2 separate regions of the Homo sapiens genome follow, and region 1 is linked to region 2. The links are chromatin contacts, found by Hi-C in ENCODE. All regions are on one chromosome and are shown on one strand. Each heading gives the region's core, a stretch centred on a gene start or an enhancer-like site at or near the end of the contact. The rest is flanking DNA. Distances are from core to core; before and after follow the strand shown. Region 1 holds the start of SYCE2 (synaptonemal complex central element protein 2). Region 2 holds the start of ZNF564 (zinc finger protein 564).

Region 1 (6,328 bases), core at 1,104-3,603, 370 kb after region 2:
GAGTTTCACCATGTGGGCCAGGCTGGTCTCGAAATCCTGACCTCAAGTTATCTGCCAGCGCCAGCCTCCCAAAGTGCTGGGATTACAGGCGTGAGCCACTGCGCCCAGCCTCTACTATATATATACTTTTTTTTTTTTTTTTTGAGACAGAGTCTTGCTCTGTCACCAAGGCTGGAATGCAATGGCACAATCTTGGCTTACTGCAATCTCTGCCTCCCAGGTTAAAGCAATTCTCCTGCCTCAGCCTTCTGAGTAGCTGGGATTACAAGTGTCTGTCACCATGCCTGGCTAATTTTTGTAGACACAGGGTTTCACCATATTGGCCAGGCTAGTCTCAAACTCCTGACCTCATGATCTGCCTGCCTTGGCCTCCCAAAGTGCTGGGATTACAGGCGTAAGCCACCGTGCCCGGCCTACTAAATTTTTCTTTTTTCTTTTTTTTGAGACGGAGTCTCACTCTGTCACCAGGCTGGCATGCAGTGGCATGATCTCGGCTCACTACAACCTCTGCCTCTGGGGTTCAAGCGATTCTCCTGCCTTAGCCTCCCGAGTAGCTGGGACTACAGGCGTGCACCACAACACCCAGCTAACTTCTGTATTTTTAGTAGAGACGGGGTTTCATCATGTTAGCCAGGATGGTCTCCATCTCTTGACCTTTTGATCCACCCCCCTCGGCCTCCCAAAGTGCTAGGATTACAGGCATAAGCCACCATTCCTGGCTTTTTTTTTTTTTTTTTGAGACAGCGTTTCGGTCTTTTTGCCCAGGCTGGAGTGCAATGGCGCCATCTCAGCTCACTGCAACCTCCACCTCCTGGGTTCAAGCGATTCTCCTGCCTCAGCCTCCTGAGTAGCTGGGATTACAGGCATGTGCCACTATGCCCAGCTAATTTTGTATTTTTAGTAGAGACGGGGTTTCTCCATGTTTGTCAGGCTGGTCTCAAACTCCCGACCTTAGGTGATCCACCCGCCTTGGCCTCCCAAAGTGTTGGGATTACAGGTGTGAACCACTGCACCTGGCCAATATTTTTTAATAAATTGGCCCGACATTCTGGCCCGCCTCTAGTCCCAGCCATTTCGGAGGCTGAGGTGGGAGGATCACTTGAGTCTGGGAGGTGGAGGTTGCAGTGAGCCGTGATCATGCCACTGCGTGGTGACAAAGCAAGACGCTGTGTTAGGAGGGAAAAAAAAAGCAGCAGACACTGGCATAGCCTTGTGGAAGAAAAGGGTGAATGAGAGGGACCCAGGGGCCTGTGTAGACCCATAGGGCTGGGATCTTCCTCACCTAGCTGGCCCTCCACCAGCTTCCTCCTCGCAGTTCTCTTCCCACCGCGGATGCTCCTTGCTCTCCCCCAAGGGCTGCGGTTCCTGGTCTTTGCATTTCACATGGGGCACGTCCACCTGCAAGCACAGTCAGGACGGAGGCCAAGGAGGGAGGATGAGGAGTGAACAGATCGCCCTCCTGCCGACCCTTCAACCCTGGTCACCTCGATGTGCTGCTGCGGGACGGTGGGGACCCGCAGGAAAGACGGGCAGGGCTGGGGCAGGTGCCATGAGGGCAGGGGCATGGGGTGAAAGGACACTCTGTCCCTAGGGGACACCAGGACACCAGACCTAGAGGGGCCGGGTGAGGGCAGGGCTGTGGGAATGTAACTGGAGGACCTGGGCTCCTAACTGGTATGTGTGTTGGCTGGAGTCCTTCGAGAAAGGAGAAGAGGTAGGAGAAAAGAGATGAGGCCGGGCGCGGTGGCTCACGCCTGTAATCCCAGCACTTTGGGAGGCGGAGGCGGGCGGATCACGAGGTCAGGAGTGCGAGAACAGCCTGAGCAATATGGTGAAACCCCGTCTCTACTAAAAATACAAAAATTAGCTGACGTGGTGGTGCGTGCCTGTAATCCCAGCTACTCGGGAGGCTGAGGAAGGAGAATCACTTGAACCCGGGAGGCAGAGGTTGCAGTGAGCCGAGATCACGCCACTGCACTCCAGACTGGGCGACAGAGTGATACTTCGTCTCAAAAAAAAAAAAAAAAAGAAATGAAAGAAACGGGTGCGGTGCGTGGGTGTTTGTGCCTTTCTCTACTCCGTTCCGGCCACGCGCCATGTGTGGAAATCAGACCCGTCAGTGCGTCAGTCAGGGCCGGGTTCAGTCAGTCAGGAAATTTGAGGCCAGGCCTGATGAGAGGGAGCCCCAATGGCAAAGGACAAGCGGCCGGGCTCGGGTCCGCTGGAGATGGCTGGGATCGCAGCCGTTCCCTGCCTATCTGTCCGCCCGCCCCACGCGCGAGAAGGAAACAAGCGCCGCGTACTCCCTGTCGCTCCATTCCGTATTTTCCCGCCTTCAAGCTCGCACCCTCTGCGCATGCGCCGACCCCGCCCCTGGCCAGCTGCGCTCCCGCGGACGAGTGTGTTGTGACGCGTGCTCCCGGCCCCGCCCTCTTTGAGAACTTGCGCGGCCAACTGGGCGGGGCCGACCGTTAAGCAGCAGTTTCGCGGTCCGCGGGCTGCGCGCGCAGTCGGCGCCCCTTGGGAGCAGGACGGCGCGCTCTGGGTGCGCTTGTGTGCCCCTGTGAGGCTCCTGGGTTCCACGGGGCGCCCAGGTTATACGGATCTCAGAGTCCTGTATTTATTCGGTGCTTCTAACTTCATCCACTCTGCCTTGGAAAATATACTCCATAACAATTTTTTTTTTTTTTTGAGACAAGATCTTGGTCTGTCGCCCAGGCTGGAGTGCAGTGGTGCGATCACAGCTCACTGTAGCCTCGACCTCCCAGGTTCAAGCGATCCTCCTGCCTCGGCCTCCTGAGTAGCAGTGTCATTCACCAGGCCCTTCTAATTTAAAAATATTTTTCTGGCCGGGCGCGGTGGCTCACGCCTGTAATCCCAGCACTTTGGGAGGCCGAGGCGGGTGGATCACCTGAGGTCATGAGTTCGAGACCAGCCTAGCCAACATGGTGAAACTGTCTCTACTAAAAATACAAAAAATAGCCGGGCGTGGTGGCGGGCGCCTATAGTCCCAGCTACTCGGGAGGCTGGGGCAGGAGAATTGCTTAAACCCAGGACGCAGAGGTTGCAGTGAGCTGAGATCATGCCACTGCACTCCAGCCGGGGTGACAGAGTAAAGCTCCGTCTCAAAAAAAAAAAAAAGATTGTATGTATATATACACACACACACACACACACACACACACATAATTATATTTTTTTTTCCTGTAGAAATGAGATCTCACTGTGCTGAGCCCAGGCTGATCCCCAACTCCTGGGCTCAAGCCGTCCTCCCGTCTTGGTCTCCCAAAGTGCTGTCTCAAAAAAAGAAGAAATTATCTGATCTACCCTATTGACTGTAGGTCATAAGACCCCCGTTTCAAAGAAGTTTCTGCCCCACACAAGGCCTATCTATCTAGATTCTTCTTGGCCTCTCTGAGCATGCATTCCTGAGACTCCAAGAAGAATCTAGACAGATAGGCCTTGCTGGGTTTCCCCACTCAGCCTATTAGTATTAGACGACCCCCCCGGCTTTTTTTTTTTTTTTTTTTTTTTGTCTTGCTCTGTTGTCCAGGCAACACTGGAGTGCAGTGGCAAGATCTCAACTCGCTGCAACCTTGGCCTCCCAGGTTCAAGCGATTCTCAGCCAACCAAGTAGCTGGGATTACAGATGCACCATGCCCAGCTAATTTTTGTATTTTTAGTAGAGATGGGGTTTTTCCATGTTGCTCAGGCTGGTCTCAAACTCCTGGCCTCAAGTGATCCACCCGCCTCAGCCTCCCAAAGTGTCAGGATTACAAGTATGAACCACGACAAACCCTTTTTGTCCAATCAAATTTCTACCTGGGTGTTCAAACTTTGCTGAACCTAAGCATAAGACACTTTTCATTAATCAGGCATGGTGGCGGGCACCTGTAATCCCAGCTGCTTGGGAAGCTGAGGCTGCTGTGAGCCAAGATCGCCCCTACACTCCAGCCCAGGGAACAGAGCCAGACTCCGTCTCAAAACAAAACAAAACAAAAACACAGTTTCCCCTGTATCTCTGGATCTTCATTCTGAAGGCTTGTCAGGTAACACTATGATCAAATACATTCGTATTCCTTTTCTCTTATTAATCTGCCTTTTCTCAGTAATTTTTAGTGAAACTTCAGAGGGCAATAAGGAAGCTTTCTCTTCACCCCTACACAGCCAAAGTTCAGATTTGATGGAAATGGCAAGATTCCAGGGTACTTGTGTTTATTTAGACACATAAATATGTATTTAACGACAGGGTCTCACTCTGTTGCCCAGGCTGGAGTGCAGTGGTGTAATCACGGCTCATTGCAGCCTCGACCTCCCAGGCTCAAGTGATCAACCTCAGTCTCTGGAGTACCTGGGATTACAGGCATGAGCCACTATGCTGAGCTAATTTTTGTTTTCTGTTTTTGGGGGACAGGTCTCACTCTGTGGCCCAGACTGGAGTGCAGTGGTGTGATCTCAGCTCCCTACAACCTCCACCTCCTGGGTTCAAGTGATTCTCCCACCTCAGCCTCCCAGATAGCTGGGACTACAGGTGCCTGCCATCATGCCTGCTAATTTTTGTTTTTTGTTTTTTTTTTTGGAACAGAGTCTTCTTCTGTCACCCAGGCTGTAGTGCAGTGGCACAATCTTGGCTCACTGCAACCTCCACCTCCTGGTTCAAACGATTCTCGTGCCTCAGCCTCCCGGGTAGCTGGGACTACAGGTGCTCACCACCACGCCCAGCTTTTTTTTTGTATTTTTAGTAGAGACGGGTTTTCACCACGTTGGCCAGGCTGCTCTCGAACTCCTGACCTCAAGTGATCTGCCTGCCTCAGCTTCCCAAAGTGTTGGAATTACAGGCGTGAGCCACCACGCCCAGCCTAATTTTTTTTTTTTTTTTTTTGAGACGGAGTCTTGCTCTATTGCCCAGGCTGGAGTGCAGTGGTGCGATCTCCGCTCACTGCAAGCTCCGCCTCCCAGGTTCACACCATTCTCCTGCCTCAGCCTCCTGAGTAGCTGGGACTACAGGCACCCGCCACCACGCCCGGCTAATTTTTTGTATTTTTAGTAGACAGGGTTTCACCATGTTGGCCAGGATGGTCTCAATCTCTTGACCTCATGATCCACACGCCTCAGCCTCCCAAAGTGCTGGGATTACAGGCATGAGCCACCGCACCCAGCCCTAATTTTTTTATTTTTAGTAGAGATGGGGTTTCACCACGTTGGCCAGGCTGCTCCTGAATTCCTGACCTCAAGTGACCCACCCACCTTGGCCTCCCAAAAGTTCTGGGATTACAGAAGTGAGCCACTGTGCCTGGCTCAGTACCCATACTTTTTTTTTTTTTTTTTGTATTTTTAGTAGAGACGGGGTTTCACCCTGTTAGCCAGGATGGTCTCGATCGCCTGGCCTCGTGACCCGCCCGCCTCAGCCTCCCAAAGTGCTGCGATTACAGACGCGGGCCACCTCGCCCAGCCCAGTACCCAGAATTTTGACCATCAAGTGGCACACTGAGCTAGGGGGACCCAACAAGACCCCTCACCCCTAAGGAAAGCCACCAGATGGGGGCAACTGCCCACTTTATTAGACAATAGGTGGCCCACAGGTCTCCTCAGGGCCCACCCTCACAGTAGACACACCACACAGGACAACAGAAGGAACCTGCTACCCAGTCCTCTGTCCCTGGGATTCTGGTCCTGGGACAGGTGGGAAAGAGGAAGGTGGGGGCTGGCCTCACAGAGGCCTCATAAATACAAGGTCACTGGCCAGGGATGCAAAGGAGCGCAGCAGCAGGGACTCGGGGAGGATGACCTGTCCTAGAGTGGCCCATGTCACGCAGCCTCCTGTGTGGGAGGGGGCCTCGGCTCGGCATCCAGGCGGCACAGGGGACTGTCATACACCATCTGCAGGTTCACCTTGTGGCCCACCAGCTCCCGGATATTGTTGATGCCATATTTGATCATCGTTGGGCTTGTGGGGGAGGGAACAGAGTTTATCATGAGGTCAGCACGTGCACCCTTCTGCTCAGATTTCCATGGCTCCCATCTTCTTCAGAGGAAAAGTTCAAGTTCTCCCCATGACCCACAGGGCCCTGCGCCAACTGCTCTATCACCTCTCACCCTCCGCCTTCAGCCACACCAGCCTCCTCACTCTTCTCCTAATACAAAAAGCACATTCCCACCTCTGGGCCTTTGAACTGACTGTGACCACTACCTGGGACACCCTTCCCCAGATACTCTCATGGTTTACCTCTTTATCTACCTCTAGATTTTGCTTAGGTGGCACTTCTTCCTCCATGATGCCTTCACTGACCACGTAGTTGCCTTAGCCCTCCCTATACCACTTACTGCC
Region 2 (6,225 bases), core at 668-3,167:
CAGGAATCATTTGTGTCTTTTCCTCTCAGTAACAGCCTAAGATTGGGTAACCATCAATGTGTCCCTAAGGAACGGAAACTGGGGTTGAGGAAGAAAAGCTGAGCGTCCCAAAGGGTAAACTTTTCAGAGGAAGGGGATACCGGGAGACTCCTCCCACCTCAGGGCATACAGCTGCTCCCGTGAGAGGCCCCACCCCTACACCTTAAGCTGTCCTCTGGGAGGAGTGACCCAGGGGTTGATAATCACTAGATCCTCCAAGAGAAGTGGCAGCTGTGGGTATCCTGGGTCAGGCCCAGGCAGTTCTGAAAATCAGGACCAGGAAAAGATAGAGGGCCACATCACCTTGTAAAGTTTCCAAAGGGGAAACTCCACCCAAAGACATTCTGATTAGGCGTCGGGGCTTAGGAAAGATAAAAGGAGGGGAAGCACAAAAATTTTTTTACCACGGCCGGGCGCGGTGGCTCACGCCTGTAATCCCAGCACTTTGGGAGGCCGAGGCAGGCGGATCACCTGAGGTCGGGAGTTCGAGACCAGCCTGGCCAACATGGAGAAACCCTGTCTCTACTAAAAATACAAAATTAGCCGGGCATGGTGGCGCATGCCTGTAATCCCAGTTACACGGGAGGCTGAGGCAGGAGAATCGCTTGAACCCAGGAGGTGGAGGTTGCAGTGAGCTGAGATCGCGCCATTGCACTCCAGCCTGGGCAATAAGAGCGAAACTCTGTCTCAAAAAAAAAAAAAAATTTTACCGTAGAGTGTCAGGTTCTTATTCTCCGTTTCCCTCTCAGGTTACAAGTACACAAACAAGAGGCCGGGCGCGGTGGCTCACGTCTGTAATACCAGCATTTTGGGAGGCGGAGGTGAGCGGATCACCTGAGGTCTGGAGTTTGAGACCAACCTGGCCAACATGGAGAAACCCAGTTTCTACCAAAAATACAAAAAGTAGCCGGTCGTGGCGGCGCATGCCTGTAATCCCAGTTACTCAGGAGGCTGAGGCAGGAGAATTGCTTGAACCCGGAAGGCGAAGGTTGCAGTGAGCTGAGATCTTCCCACTGCACTCCAGCCTGGGCGACAGAGCGAAACTCTGTCTGAAAAGAAAAAAAAAACAACAAACAGAAAACAAATCCTTTCAAAAGAGTATGGTGAAAGAAACTATAAACAACTAAAATACTGTGTCTTAAATGTCAAACAAAAAACAGCTGATAATGTTGATTTGGCGAGGGGAGGTCACCTTTGGGAATGCGGGGAAGGAACCGGAAATTTAGGCATTTATTTCCAGCCCCAGAAAAAGCTAGGCTAAAAAAAACGGGAGTCGTAGGTTTGAGATTCTTTTTCCAGTACGTTTGGAAGACTCGGAGGAAGACCAGTCCCCCGGAAAAAAAGACGATGTACTGGGAAGGCCACAGCCCACAGCTCTTCCCATGCACGAACCGCACACCCGAGACGGGATTCCGCCTTATGACCCTCCCGTGTCCCAGTACAAACAATCTGGAGAGAGGCGGGGCTGCGGGCGCGGAGCTGCCCAGACAGGGCTCCGAGGCCGAGGCCGCAGTCGCCGCGCAGGGACGGGACAGGACGCCTGGGGTACTGGCTACGGCCCAACCCACCCTGCGGCCGAGGGGACAGAGGGCCGAGCTGCGCCAGGGAACTCGGGTCCCAGACCCTGGAGTCGCTGCAGGGAGGCCAGGGTGCTTCCACAGCCGGTTCCGGCCGGTTCCCACAAGCCCCTCCCCCAGTCTCCAGGCGCCCGGCCCCGCACACGCACCATTTCCTGGCTTCCAGGGTGTCCCGGGGTCCTGCCTACGGCTCTCTCCGGCCTGTGCAGGTCCCAGCGCGCCAGACGCTGCGGTGGAGCCACCGGGGCCACTGGAGAAGCGGAGACCGGAACCCAAACGCAGCGGACACGAAACAGGAAGACCCCGCGGAGTTGTTGAACATTGCCCCTGTCCCCCTTGCAGAGTTCCTGATTGGATGGTTTGCAGGTTCCCGCCCCAGTGCCCCTGATTGGGTGATGATTCAAGTCCTGCCCCCTTGGTACTGAGTGACAGGAGAAGCAATGCGGTATGTGGCTGAGTAAAGACAGATTGACAGGGTCTTGGCCACTGCCCTTCGCGGGCCGGGCTTCCTCCTTCTGTAACCTTCTGTGCCGGGGAGGATATTTGCATTTAAGCAGAAAGTGTTTCAGGCTCTGCAGAGGTGACACTGGCGTGTTTCTGCACTCAGGGTGCCCTTCCTGCCTTTTCCTCCCGGACACAGAGTCACAAGTGTGCACAGGGAATGACAGACTCGGCGTCCAGTGGAGCCATCCCCTGGCCTCGGAGTAGGAGGCGCGCCCAGGCCAGGCCAGACCACAGTGTAACAGGAGGGAGGAGGGCTTGCTTCTTTCAGGCAAGAAAATTAAAACGGACAAAGAAATAAAAGTATTAAATGTATAGGAAAAACTGGAGTTTTTATGACAGCGATCATCTATAAAGAAACCAAGAGAAGTAAGCAAACATTTGAACTAGCTCAGACAAGCAGCCTGCTTCACCCGCAGTTCACAAGGAAAACCCACAATCATAACGTTAAAAATATTCCCAAGCGCCGGGCGCGGTGGCTCACGCCTGTAATCCCAGAACTTTGGAAGGCCAAGGTGAGAAAATTGCTTAAGGTCAGGAGTTCAAGACCAGCCTAACCAACATGGTGAAACCCCATCTCTACTAAAAATACAAAAATTAGCCAGGCGTGGTGGCAGGTGCCTGTAATCCCAGCAACTCGGGAAGCTGAGGTACGAGAATCGCTTGAACCTGGGAGGGGGAAGTTGCAGTGAGCCGAGATAGCGCCATTGCACTCCAGCCTGGGCGACAGAGCGAGACTAAAAAATGAAATATGAAATGAAATGAAATAATGAAATGAAGAAATGAAATATAAAATAAAATAATCCCAAGCTTGGGACCCAGACTCTAACTGCTGAAATGGAACCCCAGTGTGGATCAGAACCTGGTGATGAGACAGGGACACTTAAGAATTCAACTTTGGGAGCTCAAGGTGCCCTCCAGTCCTCTCCTCACAGTGTGGAAACACTCTTTCCTTCAAAACCTTCATTTGTACCAGCAGGAAACTCTCACCCGGAGTCAATGTAAAGTCGTGACCTAAATAAATTGTCATGTTCCCAAACCTTTTCTCCAGGGGACAATGCAAACAAGTTTTTCACTGAGTCTGACCCTCACAGATTTTCTTCATGTATACAAATTACAGCCTGACTCAGCGACCCCATGAATGCTAAAACCAAAACACTGTCCAGGAAATGGCCCCAGGCGCCAAAGGTACAACCTCAGAAAAGACAGAACCCTCCACCCCCAACCCAACCACATCTGCACATGGGTCTCCTGCTTTTCACAGCTCTGCAGCTTCTCAGAATCCACATTCCTGGCCAGGCGCGGTGGCTCACGCCAGCACTTTGAGAGGCCCAGGCGGGCGGATCACCTGAGGTCAGGAGTTCGAGACCAGCCTGGCCAAATGGTGAAACCTCGTCTATAGTAAAAATACAAAAATTAGCCGGGCGTGGTGGCGCGTGCCTGTAATCCCAGCCACTCGGGAGGCTGAGGCAGGAGAACCGCTTGAACCCGGGAGGCAGAGGTTGCAGTAAGCCCAGACTGCGCCACTGCACTCCAGCCTGGGTGCCAAAACAGTGAGACTCTGCCTCAAAAAAATAATAAAAGTAAAAAATAAAATTAAAATTAAAAAAAGAATCTGCACTCCTGAGCAGCTGGAGGCCACCTGCAAGGGCGGGCAGGCTGCCCAAGAAGCACCCTTTCCCTCTCTTTGCAGGCTCCAGACTGGTCTCAGGCTCTCCTGCCCACTGCAGTTTATTCACTTGCTTCTCACCAACACTGATCCACTTAGGTAAGAAAAAAGACCTTCAATCCCCTTTGCTGTTTGTTTGTTTTTAAGAAACTAGCAGAGTTCCTGCTTTCCTTCTGTGGTTATGTATAAGCTGGAAGACAAAAAATTCTAAAATACTTTATATGGATTTTAAAACTGGCAAGTAATGATTCCTTTGAGAAAACAAAGATATCAGCTATGCTATTATGATTTATACATTGGTTTCCATCCATGCTTCCTGACTCATAACTCCCATAGTCCTTGTTACAGTAAACAGAAACTCTCTCTCTCTGACCTTCTCCTGCCCCCCATTCACCTGTCCACTGCAGAACTCTAATGTGATCGTGGGTCATAAGACTCTCACTCCAAAGAGTGTCCTGTCCTGTACGCTGGGGAAAGGAATGCTACACAGAAGCCAAAAATTATCTGGACAGGGGTTGGATGCAGTGGTTCACGCCTGTAATCCCAGCACTTTGGGAGGCTGCGGAGGGAGGATTGCTCGAGCCCAGGAATTCAAGACCAGCCTGGGAAAGATGTCGAGACCCCATCTCTATGAAAAATAAATAAAAAGGCCGGACGCGGTGGCTCATGCCTATAATCCCAGCACTTCAGGAGGCTGAGGTGGGCGGATCATGAGGTCAAGAGATCGAGACCCTCCTGGCCAACATGGTGAAACCCCCGTCTCTACTAAAAATACAAAAATTAGCTGGGCGTGGTGGCGCGTGCCTGTAGTCCCAGCTACTTGTAGTCCCAGCTACTTGGGAGGCTGAGCCAGGAGAATCACTTGAACCCAGGAGGCAGAGGTTGCAGTGAGCCGAGATCACTACTGCACTGCAGCCTGGCCGACAGAGTGAGACTCCGTCTCAGAAAAAAATATTTTTCTTTTTATGTATTATTATTATTATTTTGAGACGGAGTCTTGCTCTGTCGCCAGGCTGGAGTGCAGTGGCGAGATCTCAAGTTGCTCACTGCAACTTCCGACTCCTAGGGTTCAAGCGATTCTCCTGCCCCAGCCTCCTGAGTAGCTGGGATTACAAGTGTGTGCCACTAAGCCTGGCTAATTTTTGTATTTTTAGTAGAGATGGGGTTTCACCATATTGGCCAGACTGGTCCTGAGCTCCTGACATCAAGAGATCCACCCGCCTCCGCCTCCCAAAGTGATGGGATTACAGGCAAGAGCCACTGTGCCCAGCCTAATAATTTTTTGTCTCCTTTCTTTAAAACTGTTTTAGGTGTGGCGTCACATGGCGTGGCAGCACATGGTGTGGTGGTACATGCCTGTAATCCCAGCTACTCAGGAGGCTGAGGCAGGAGAATCATTGAACCCACCAGGCAGAGGTTGCAGTGAGCCGAGATCTTGCCACTGCACTTCAGCCTGGGTGACAGAGCAAGACCCTGTCGAAAGAAAGAAAGAAAGAGAGGGAGGGAGGGAGGGGGAGAGAGAGAGAAAGAAAAAGAAAGAAAGAGAGAGGAGAGGAGAGAAAAGAAAGAGAGAAAGAGGGAGGGCCGGGTGCAGTGCGGTGGCTCACGCCTGTAATCCCAGCACTTTGGGAGGCCGGGGTGGGTGGATTGCCTGAGCTCGGGAGTTCGAGACCAGCCTGGCCAACATGGCGAAATCCCGTCTCTACTAAAAATACAAAAAATTAGCTGGGCGTGGTGGCGGGCGCCTGTACTCCCAGCTACTCGGGAGGCTGAGGCACGAGAATCACTTGAACCTGGGAGGTGGAGGTTGCAGTGAGTCAAGATCGTGCCACTGCACTCCAGCCTGGGTGACAGAGTGAGACTCCATCTCAAAAAAAAAAAAAAAAAGAGAGAGAGAAAGAAAGAAGGGAGGGAAGGAAAGAGAGAGAAAGAGAAAGAAGAAGGAAGGAAGAAAGAAAGAAAGGAAGGAAGGAAGGAAGGAAGGATTATACCAGTGCTGGGGAGGACATAAGAGAAACTGGATTCTACTCCTACTCCTACTCCTACTTTGGTGGTGGAAATGTAAAATGGTACAGAGAGCGCGGTGAGACGCAGAGTGCGGCCGGCTTGCCGAGTCCCAAGCAGGCAGGTGAGCTGGAGGGCGGGGATGTCCCGGGACAGGCCGCGGCCCCTGCCCCGCAGACACCGGGGCCCTCGCTGTGCCGGGCACAGACGAAGCCCCAGCCGAGACGCAGCGCCTCCAGGTGGCTGCGGGAGCGGCGGGCGGGAAGCGGGGCGGTCGCGATGGGGCGTCAGGGTGCAGAGGGCCCTGGAGGCGGTCTAGGGACACAGGCTCGGCCGCCTTGCTTTAGACCAGGAAGCCGCGCAGATCCGGGACCTGGGGGACCTCTCTGTCCCAGTGGGGCGAGACCTACCTAGCCCTGACGATAGCGGAGAATA

Evidence for each region. A loop is a pair of places that touch in the nucleus more often than their neighbours do. Pooled maps may share reads with other maps.
Region 1: a pooled map shows a loop between it and region 2 (6-fold over the local background). The contact joins the promoter of SYCE2 here to the promoter of ZNF564 in region 2. A Hi-C loop is called at or near these places in 4 of 50 pooled maps.

Annotation. Positions count from the first base shown.
Region 1 is chr19:12,916,940-12,923,267 of GRCh38, forward strand. SYCE2 (synaptonemal complex central element protein 2) reads right to left here and starts at 2,354. Exons shown (of 6, transcript NM_001105578.2): 1 at 2,304-2,354; 2 at 1,283-1,398. The coding sequence starts at 2,318. It overlaps MIR5695 (microRNA 5695), which reads left to right and starts at 3,381; the gene lies at 3,381-3,465. FARSA (phenylalanyl-tRNA synthetase subunit alpha) reads right to left here. Exons shown (of 13, transcript NM_004461.3): 13 at 5,540-5,947. The coding sequence ends at 5,809. RefSeq lists an enhancer at 2,034-2,173.
Region 2 is chr19:12,549,565-12,555,789 of GRCh38, forward strand. It overlaps ZNF564 (zinc finger protein 564), which reads right to left and starts at 1,918. Exons shown (of 4, transcript NM_144976.4): 1 at 1,766-1,918. The coding sequence starts at 1,768. LINC02926 (long intergenic non-protein coding RNA 2926) reads left to right here and starts at 2,162. Exons shown (of 2, transcript NR_187485.1): 1 at 2,162-3,305; 2 at 3,811-4,080. RefSeq lists enhancers at 555-1,057, 1,716-1,825, 1,891-2,185, 2,969-3,470, 3,471-3,970 and a silencer at 1,406-1,485.